2 separate regions of the Homo sapiens genome follow, and region 1 is linked to region 2. A link is a loop called in an ENCODE intact Hi-C map of the cell type or tissue named here. Cell type or tissue: OCI-LY7. All regions are shown on one strand. Links, peaks and the distances in the headings refer to the core of each region. The heading gives the core; the rest is flanking DNA. Region 1 overlaps MIR325HG (MIR325 host gene). Region 2 holds the start of MIR325HG (MIR325 host gene).

Evidence for each region. A loop is a pair of places that touch in the nucleus more often than their neighbours do. Peaks named below come from ENCODE experiments on the same cell type or tissue, not always from the same donor. Only the 100,000 strongest peaks of a DNase experiment are listed, where the experiment ranks them.
Region 1: a loop joins it to region 2, with 5 times the contacts of the local background. A loop is called at or near these places in 1 of 110 quality-filtered maps.

What each region holds. Positions count from the first base shown.
Region 1 is chrX:76,929,761-76,934,159 of GRCh38, reverse strand. The region is part of intron 2 of MIR325HG (MIR325 host gene); the gene reads left to right. Among named protein-coding and RNA genes, the nearest start is that of MIR384, 13 kb to the right of the region's middle. In OCI-LY7, for the core only: no CTCF peak of the experiment used is centred there; a DNase peak (open chromatin) is centred at 2,469; H3K27ac peaks cover 1,269 bases.
Region 2 is chrX:77,013,074-77,017,472 of GRCh38, reverse strand. It overlaps MIR325HG (MIR325 host gene), which reads left to right and starts at 2,941. Exons shown (of 3, transcript NR_110406.2): 1 at 2,941-3,246. In OCI-LY7, for the core only: no CTCF peak of the experiment used is centred there; a DNase peak (open chromatin) is centred at 2,312; H3K4me3 peaks cover 562 bases.

The DNA of each region.
Region 1 (4,399 bases), core at 212-4,211, 83 kb after region 2:
ACAGCTTCCCTTGGCAAGGGGAGAGAGTTCCACAACCCCTTGCACTTCCTGGGTAAGGCAACACCCAACCCTGCTTCAGCTTGCCATCCATGGGCTGCACCCACTGTCTAACCAGTCCCAATGAGATGAGCCAGATACCTCAGTTGGAAGTGCAGAAATCACCTGCCTTCTGAGTTGATCTCATTGGGTGCTGCAGACCAAAGCTGTTCCTATTCGGTCATCTTGCCAGCCACCTTGAATATACTTTCTTCTCTAGCTCACATTTGGTCACACTTCAGGCATAAAAGGCACCATAACAAACTTAAAAAATATATAAATTATACAATGTCTTCTCTTAGATAATAATAGAATCAAACTAGAAATAAATAACAGAATGATAGAAAACTTCAAAATACTTAGAGATTAAACAACTCACTTCTACTTGTTATTATACTTTAAGTTCTGAGATACATGTGCAGAACATGCAGGTTTGTTACATAGGTATACACATGCCATGGTGGTTTGTTGCACCCATCAACCCATCATCTACGTTAGGTTTTTCTCCTAATGTTATCCCTCCTCTAGACCCCCACCCCCCAACATGCCCCAGTGTGTGATGTTCCCCTCCTTGCGTCCATGTGTTCTCATTGTTCAACTCCCACTTATGAGTGAGAACATGTGTTTGATTTTCTGATCCTGTGTTAATGTGCTGAGAATGATGGTTTCTGGGTTCATCCATGTCCCTGCAAGGGACATGAACTCATCCTTTTTTATGGCTGCATAGTATTCCATGGTGAATATGTGCCACATTTTCTTTATCCAGTCTATCATTGATGGGCTTTGGGGTTGGTTCCAACTCTTTGCTGTTGTGAATAGTCCTGCAATAAACACACGTGTGCATGTGTCTTTATAATAGAATGATTTGTAATTCTTTGTGTAAAAGTCATGAAACAACAGATGCTGGAGTGGATGTGGAGAAATAGGAATGCTTTTACACTGTTGGTGGGAGTGTAAATTAGTTCAACCACTGTGGAAGACAGTGTGGTGATTCCTCAAGGATCTAGAACAAAACACTTCTAAATAACACATAGGTTGAATAAGAGCTCTGGAGAATAAGAGCTCTGAGAAATTTAAAAATATTTTGCATCAGATTAAGATGAAAATATAGCACATCAAGTTTTGTTGCATACAGCCAAGGCAGTCATTAGAGGGAAATGTATGGCACTTAATGTGTATATTAGAAAATAATGATCTAAAATTAGTCATCTGAGCTTCCACCTTAAAAGACTATAAAATGATTAGGTTTAGTCCAAAGAACCATAAGCAATAAAATAATAAAAGAGTAGAAATCAACAGAGAATATCAATAAAGCTAAATGTTTCTTTGAAAAGATTAACAAAATTGATAAACCTCTAGTGAGGTTAGCTGAGAAAAAAGAGAGAAGGCCGGGTTCGGTGGCTCACGCCTGCAATCCCAGCACCTTGGGAGGCTGAGGTGGGTGGATCACGAGGTCAGGGGTTCGAGACCAGCCTGATCAACATGGTGAAACCCTGTCTCTACTAAAAATTTACAAATTAGCCAGGTTTGGTGGTGCACGCCTGTAATCCCAGCTACTCAGGAGGCTGAGGCAGGAGAATCTCTTGAACCCGGGAGGTGGAAGTTGCAGTGAGCCACGATTGTGCCACTGTACTCCAGCCTGGGCGACAGAGTGAGACTCCATCTCAAAAAAAAAAAAAAAAGAGAGAGAGAGAAAGAGAGAAAATATCTAAAATGAAACAGGTACCATTACTATTAATCCCATAAATATTAATAGGGTAACCAAGGAATATTATGAACAGCTCTATGACCACAAATTTGATAACCTATTTGAAATGGGACAATTCATTGAAAGACAAAAATCTACCAAAACTCACACAAGGAGAAATAGATAATCTTAATAGGCATGTGTCTATTAAATAAATTGAATTAATAATTAATAACCTTCCCAAACAGAAAGTATCAGACCCAGATAGGTTCACTGGTGAATTCTGCCAAACCCTTAAATATTTTTTTAACCAATTATCTACAAATTCTCCCAAATAAAAAATAGAAACAGAAGGAGCAATTCTTAACTCATTTTATAAGGCAACATAATATAATACAAAGAACGCAAGACCAGGGGCTAACAGTTCTGAGTTCTAGTCTTGACTTCTATTACTTACTAGTATGTGAAAATCACTAAACCTCTTTGAGATTCAGTTTATCTTTTAATCAGCGAAGTATGGTTAATAATACTGTTACGAACTGAATTATATCTCCTCAATCCCCAAATTCATATGTTGAAGCTGTAACCTCAGTGTGACTGTATTCGGAGATAGAACCTTTAGGGATATAATTAAGGTTAAATGAGGTCATAATGGTGGGGCCCTAATGCCCCCCTGGTGTCATTATAAGAAGAGGAAGAGAAACCAGAGGTTGCTCTCTTTCTCTTCGTGCGTGCACAGAGGAAAGGCCGTGTGAGAACACAGTGAGAAGGTGATATTTATAAGCCAGGAAGATAGTCCTTATGCAAAATCAACCCTGACATCTTGACCTTGGACTTCTAGACTCCAGAACCATGAGAAAACAAGTATTTGTTGTTTAAGCCATCGAGTACATGGTATTTTGCTCAATCTGAGTTGTATTACAGTCTAAAGAGCAGATCTTCTAAGCTTGGGCGGTGGCAGTGGAATATACTGACATGTGGGGTGCCCCTGGTTTGAAGATTTTATTTGTATGTTGCTCTTTAGGTCTCATTTAGGACCCGAATTAAAGACTAGAACATATTTTGTTCAACCTCCTCTCCATTTTGCCATTCTTCCCTCTTTAACTCCAAGGTATTCAAACTATATACTCTCTGCTTTTTTCCCCCCAAGAGGCATTATCCAGGCACCAAAAACAGAGATGGAAAGAGACAGGTTTAATCCAAAGCACCAGTTTCCATTACTTTAAGCTGCCTCAATGATTTTTCTGATGGAGTATAATTCCTCACACTTGGTCTGAAGCCCAAGATATATGCAATACTTCAATCAAATTGCTTGCAACATATTGGAGTGAGTGCCTGGGAACGATGAGTTCCTCAAATATATTTTTTAAGAAAGGCTGAATACTTAATATACAGGCACTGAACTAAAGGAGGAACGGTTTTCAAAGTTTCTACATTGTGGGGAGTTACCCCAATGTTGAAGTTGTTCGGTTTTGCATGGCACACAAAGGTGTAGAGTCATAGCCTATGTCAGAAATTATAGATTCGAGGAGCTTCATTTCAAGCCCTCAATATTCTTGCTCTGGCTTCCTATTGCATTCTAATCTTCTATTACATTCACTCTTTTATCACTCTTTTAGTAGAGTGTCATATACATGTATTTGAGTGATTGCATCGTATTTGATGGCCACATGCTAGGCCCCAGAGATAGACAGATGAATCTATACAGGCCTTTCTCTTTTTTCAAAATTTTGGGAATGTAAGTCTCTCTATTGCTTTCCAGGCTGTAGTTCAGCAGCTATTCACAGGCACTATCGCAGTACACTGCAACCTTGAACTTCTGGGCTCAAGAGTTCCTCCTGCCTCATCCTCCTGAGTAGCTAGGAATACAGGCATGTACCACCATGTCTGGCTCTACAGTTCCTTCTCTTTTTTTTATTTTTTAATTTTATTATTATTCTACTTTAAGTTTTACGGTACATGTGCAAAATGTGCAGGTTAGTTACATATGTATACATCTGCCATGCTGGTGTGCTGCACCCATTAACTCGTCATTTAGCATTAGGTGTATCTCCTAATGCTATCCCTCCCCCCTCCCCCGACCCCACAACAGTCCCCAGAGTGTGATGTTCCCCTTCCTGTGTCCATGTGTTCTCATTGTTCAATTCCCACCTATGAGTGAGAACATGCAGTGTTTGGTTTTTTGTCCTTGCTATAGTTTGCTGAGAATGATGATTTCCAATTTTGTCCATGTCCCTACAAAGGACATGAACTCATCACTTTTTATGGCTGCATAGTATTCCATGGTGTATATGTGCCACATTTTCTTAATCCAGTCTATCATTTTTGGACACTTGAGTTGGTTCCAAGTCTTTGCTATTGTGAATAGTGCCACACTAAACATATGTGTGCATGTGTCTTTATAGCAACATGATTTGTAATCCTTTGGGTATATACCCAGTAATGGGATGGCTGGGTCAAATGGTATTTCAAGTTCTAGATCCCTGAGGAATCGCCACACTGACTTCCAAAATGGTTGAACTAGTTTACAGTCCCACCAACAGTGTAAAAGTGTTACTATTTCCCACATCCTCTCCACATCTGTTGTTTCCTGATTTTTTAATCATCGCCATTCTAACTGGTGTGAGATGGTATCTCACTGTCGTTTTGATTTGCACTTCTCTGATGGCCAGTGAT
Region 2 (4,399 bases), core at 95-4,094:
GAAATCTGATGTCTGAGGAATGAGAAGGAATAAAATAGCAAACCTGTCCATGCACTGTTGACTCTGGGCCTCCTTGGTGCTGCCCGGCAAAGGTTGGGAGCAGCTGGCTGGCTTTCAGCTCTGGCCGGCGACATTTGCTTTGGCCATTGTGGGGAAAGAGCACTTTGTGGAAAGCCAGCCTTCCCAGCCAAGGGCCTATTTTCATCCTGAGTCTGTTGAGTCCAGCCTGAAGGCTGGGTCCAACATCAACAGAGGCCATGGAAAATGGGACTGGATACCTGGCAATCAGAACTGTGGGCTTTGTCTTTCTGACCATGACATTCATCCCTGAGCCTATGAAAGCAGGAATGATGGGGAGCCAGAGACTTTGTGGCATTAGGGCCAGAAAGAGCTATATGCTCTTTGTGTAGTCATTGTAGCCCAGGCCTGGCTGGGATACATCACTAGACCTCACCTCTTCACAGCCTACTTAGTTGAGAAAGGTGAGTGTGTAACGAGAGCAGACACAGCTCCCAAAGTGCCTGAGGTTCCCTAAGTGGGGCCTCCCTACACTGAGAGACCACTAAATCATTGGATCAATATCCTTCCCAACTAGCCAGATCCCATGGGAACACGGAAAAGTCTCAGTTATAATTCTTTTCCTCTGGGGTCTCAAGGTTTTTCTGGGGAAACAGGCCATTTTCACAAAGAGATACTTTCAATATTAGTAAGGGTATAAGTTAGGACCATGTGAGTGGTACAAAGAAGTCCTGAAGGAGTTCAGAGGAGGGCAAGAACCCTGCGGGAGGTATGGTTGAATTGGGTCCTGAAAATGAGTAGGAATCAGAGAAAGATGTGACAAGATGTTCTTATCACATCTCTTATGCCTTCTAAAGCAGAAATCCTTTGAAATTGACCCAATATACATCTTTCATTTACTGTAGGAGCCTGACCTCCAACCAGATTGCGTTCAGACTAGGGTAGCTGTATTGAGATGGTTTTGAACCTGAGTGACCAGAATGACCTGAACTTCTCAAACCAGTGCAACTTGTGTAGAACCAAGATAGAACTAGAATGATATCTAGAAGCATGAATCATCCTCATCAGGTCCTGCTTTTACCCTGTCAATCGACCCTATCACAACCTGAAACTCAATAGTGGCTCTTCTCTTGCTTTCAGGATGGCCAAGAAAATGTATTTTGTGCTCAAGGTCTTTAACAGTCTGACCCAAACCTTCACTTCCAGCTGTTCTTTATTCTTAGAGACTCCCTCTCTCCACACAAGCTAAATCTCTTCCTTATCCCTTGGAGACCATGGGAAATGACTTGAAGTTATTCAAGGTCTTGGAGGACCTTGGCACACATCTCCTTCCTCCCTTTGAGGATTTGGGATTCTCTGTGAGGTCTCTTAACTCTCTGTCATATATCTACTATCCCCATTACATTCTTACTTAAGCAGAGTCCTGTTGAAAACTGCTATTTTGTTGCTTTAGATCTGTGGTCAGCAAACTTACTCTGGAAAGGGCCACATAGTAAAATACTTTGGGCTTTGAGAGCCATAATGTCTACTACCACTCAACTACTACTACTAAACTCTGCTGTGGTAGCAAGAAAGCAGCCATAGATAATATGTAAATGAATGAGCATGGCTGTATTCCAACAAAACTTTATTCATGGACTGAAATTTCAATTTCATAAAATTTTTTATGTCACAAAATGTTATTCTTTTTTTATTTTTTCAACTATTTAAAAATGTAAAAACCATTCTTAGCTCATGTTCTCTACAAAAATAGGCAGTGAGTTGGGTATGGCCTGTAAGCCCTAGTTTGCCAACCCCTGCTCTAGAAGACAGGATTCAGACTTCTGGGTGAAATCCATAGGGAAGAAATTTGGGGCTCACAATTTTTAAAAATGACTAGAGTTATAGGAAAATGGAATAGGTTGTCCAGGAACTACTACTTTTTTCCAACTACTACTTTTTCACGTAAAGTATTCAAGCACCACTGGTTAGGGATGTCATAGGAGGACTCAGAAGTCTTATGTAGAACTGGGCTTGATGTTTTCTAAGTTTATAGGACTGTACTTTTGTCAAAGTGTTGCTTCTTCCACATAGCCATCATTCGCCAATTACTTTACTGTCTCCCTTTTATTTTCGAAGGTCTGTGAATTTGTCTTCCACTTCTCCCCACCTAGCATTTGATGTCATCATCTCACTTTGTTCCCCACTTTTTTCATTTATGTACATCTTATTTCCCTTCCAGTAACCCAGGGGTTAATGTCAAAAGGGCAAGGTTCATCCAGCAGCTGCCGCACTGTTGCCTAGCAACCATTAGGGGCAGCTGAGAATTACTGCACAAGCCTTTGTGGGAACATGGTCTGACCCAACCATCAGAGGGGAGAGTAAAGAACAAATGATAATAATAATATATATAAACACGCTTTATTAAATATAAAAGCAGGATTTGATTCTGTCTTACAGAACACCATATTCTTGTTTACTTCTCCTATAAAGAATTTATGTTTGCTTTAAGAAATTTCAGCTTCTTTTTGCTCCCCTCTCTTTCACAGTGGTTTAGTCCTGCTACTTAGAACAGCATCCCTTAGTCATCAATCCTCCACAGGGGTCTGACTCTGTCTTACACACTACTAGACCCTTTACGATCTCACTCTTCCTCTTCTTTTCCTTCCCTCTCCCAGAGTGGTTTGATGGCTCCTTATCGACAAGCATCCCCATTCAGCTCCATATGCATCTCAGTGGTTTGATCCTGTCTGGCGAGCATCAGCATCTTTCCTCCTCCTGTCTCACACCAGTGATTTGATCCTGCGTTATTGAGCATCAGTTTATTTTAGTCCTTCCCCCGGGGTCCACAGTAGTTTGATCCTACCTCTCGGACTATTAGGTCCTTTCTTATCCCCCCTCCAGCACCACCACCACAAATGGTATGATCCTTAGCATCAGGTCCTTTTTGTCCCCTCCTTGCTGGTCTTCTAAGCAGATTGAAGCAGCTTCATCTCATTCCTGGTTCATCCTGATTCCCTCAGTGGCTTGCTCCTGCATTAGTAATGTAAAACTGGCCCAAAAGGGTTTAAAATTGTCAGAAGTTGATCTTGATCAGTTCAAATATTTTTTGACAAAGAAAATCAGTTCTGGTCAGTTCAAATCTATTTTGACCAGTTTAAACCAATTCTGCAGAACTCGAGCCTGTGGTCGGTAAACCCAGGAAGATGGCTGAAGACTATGCTGATTCAAGCCAAAGCAAGGAATCAGGTACTTAACAGAAGTTGATACTCAGCTGAGAACCAGGATAGAAAACAGATCAAATAAGAAGACAGGAAAATACAGGGGCCAGGGTTTGTTGAGGGGAGATTCAAAAGAGGCTAGTTGCTAGTTGCACCCAAAGTTGGGCTTTTTTTTTTTTTGTGTGAGATATGAGAGGCCATTTTGAGGAGGTAATGCAGAGTTTTGGGCTCTGCCTTGGTTTGTCTGGGAAGCAGTATGTGACCTCACAGCATCCAGTAATTTCATCTGGCTGGAGCTGAGACTAGGTTGTATGTGGCCCCAGTGATTCCTGGCTCTGCATGCCAGCTCCTGAAGGCATTCTTTGTGTCTGGTCTCACTTCAGGCCAAAGTTAACGGAATACCAAACCGTGAATGAAAACTTTTCCATCTTTTTAACTGTAGACGGTCATAATGCTGTGTAGCTGTTTAGGGATGCTATTTAGGGTAGAAGGAGGGATTGGTAAATCTTGAAGAAAAGAGCTAATTATAATAGGTAAGGCAGGAAGTGAATGAGTCAGCTAATTAGAATTGAGTTGAGGAGTATACCTTGCGATGTTTTAGAGAGCTGTGTAAGAGAAAATGGTAGGCTTAGAACAGTATCTAATCTCTCATGTGCAAGACTGGCTACCTAGTTCCTTGTCGTTTGTGGGCTGAGGTAGAAATTGGCCTGCGTTATCTGGATTTCTCCCATGTGGTTGCCTTTCTGTCCTTTGTTGGGACTGCAATGTGAAGGGTAGGGGCTGACAAACATGGAGAATGAAGAATGAATTTTCATAGATTGCAGCATTTCTAATTTGTGCACAATCTCTGCAGTGAGACACTGGGCCAGATGCTTTGATAACGACTGACATAATGCTGCAAGATTGAAGGTGGGGTTGGAGCTCTGTTTGGTGCAATATATGTCAGCATCTTTTCTGCAGATGGATGAGGCTCTATGGCTGTATACCTGAAAGGTTAAAAAGAAAGGTTCTTCAGCATGGCATAGAAACTTGGTTGCCTGGAAAGGAAACTTACTCTTTTGTGAGATAACTTGGCTTAGGAACTTGTGAGTTGAAAGATGTCTTTTAGGAAGATGGCTTCAGTTAGCCACTGCCTGTTTCTTGACAGGGAGGATGTCAGGCATTTTAATCAAGGCAGTTGA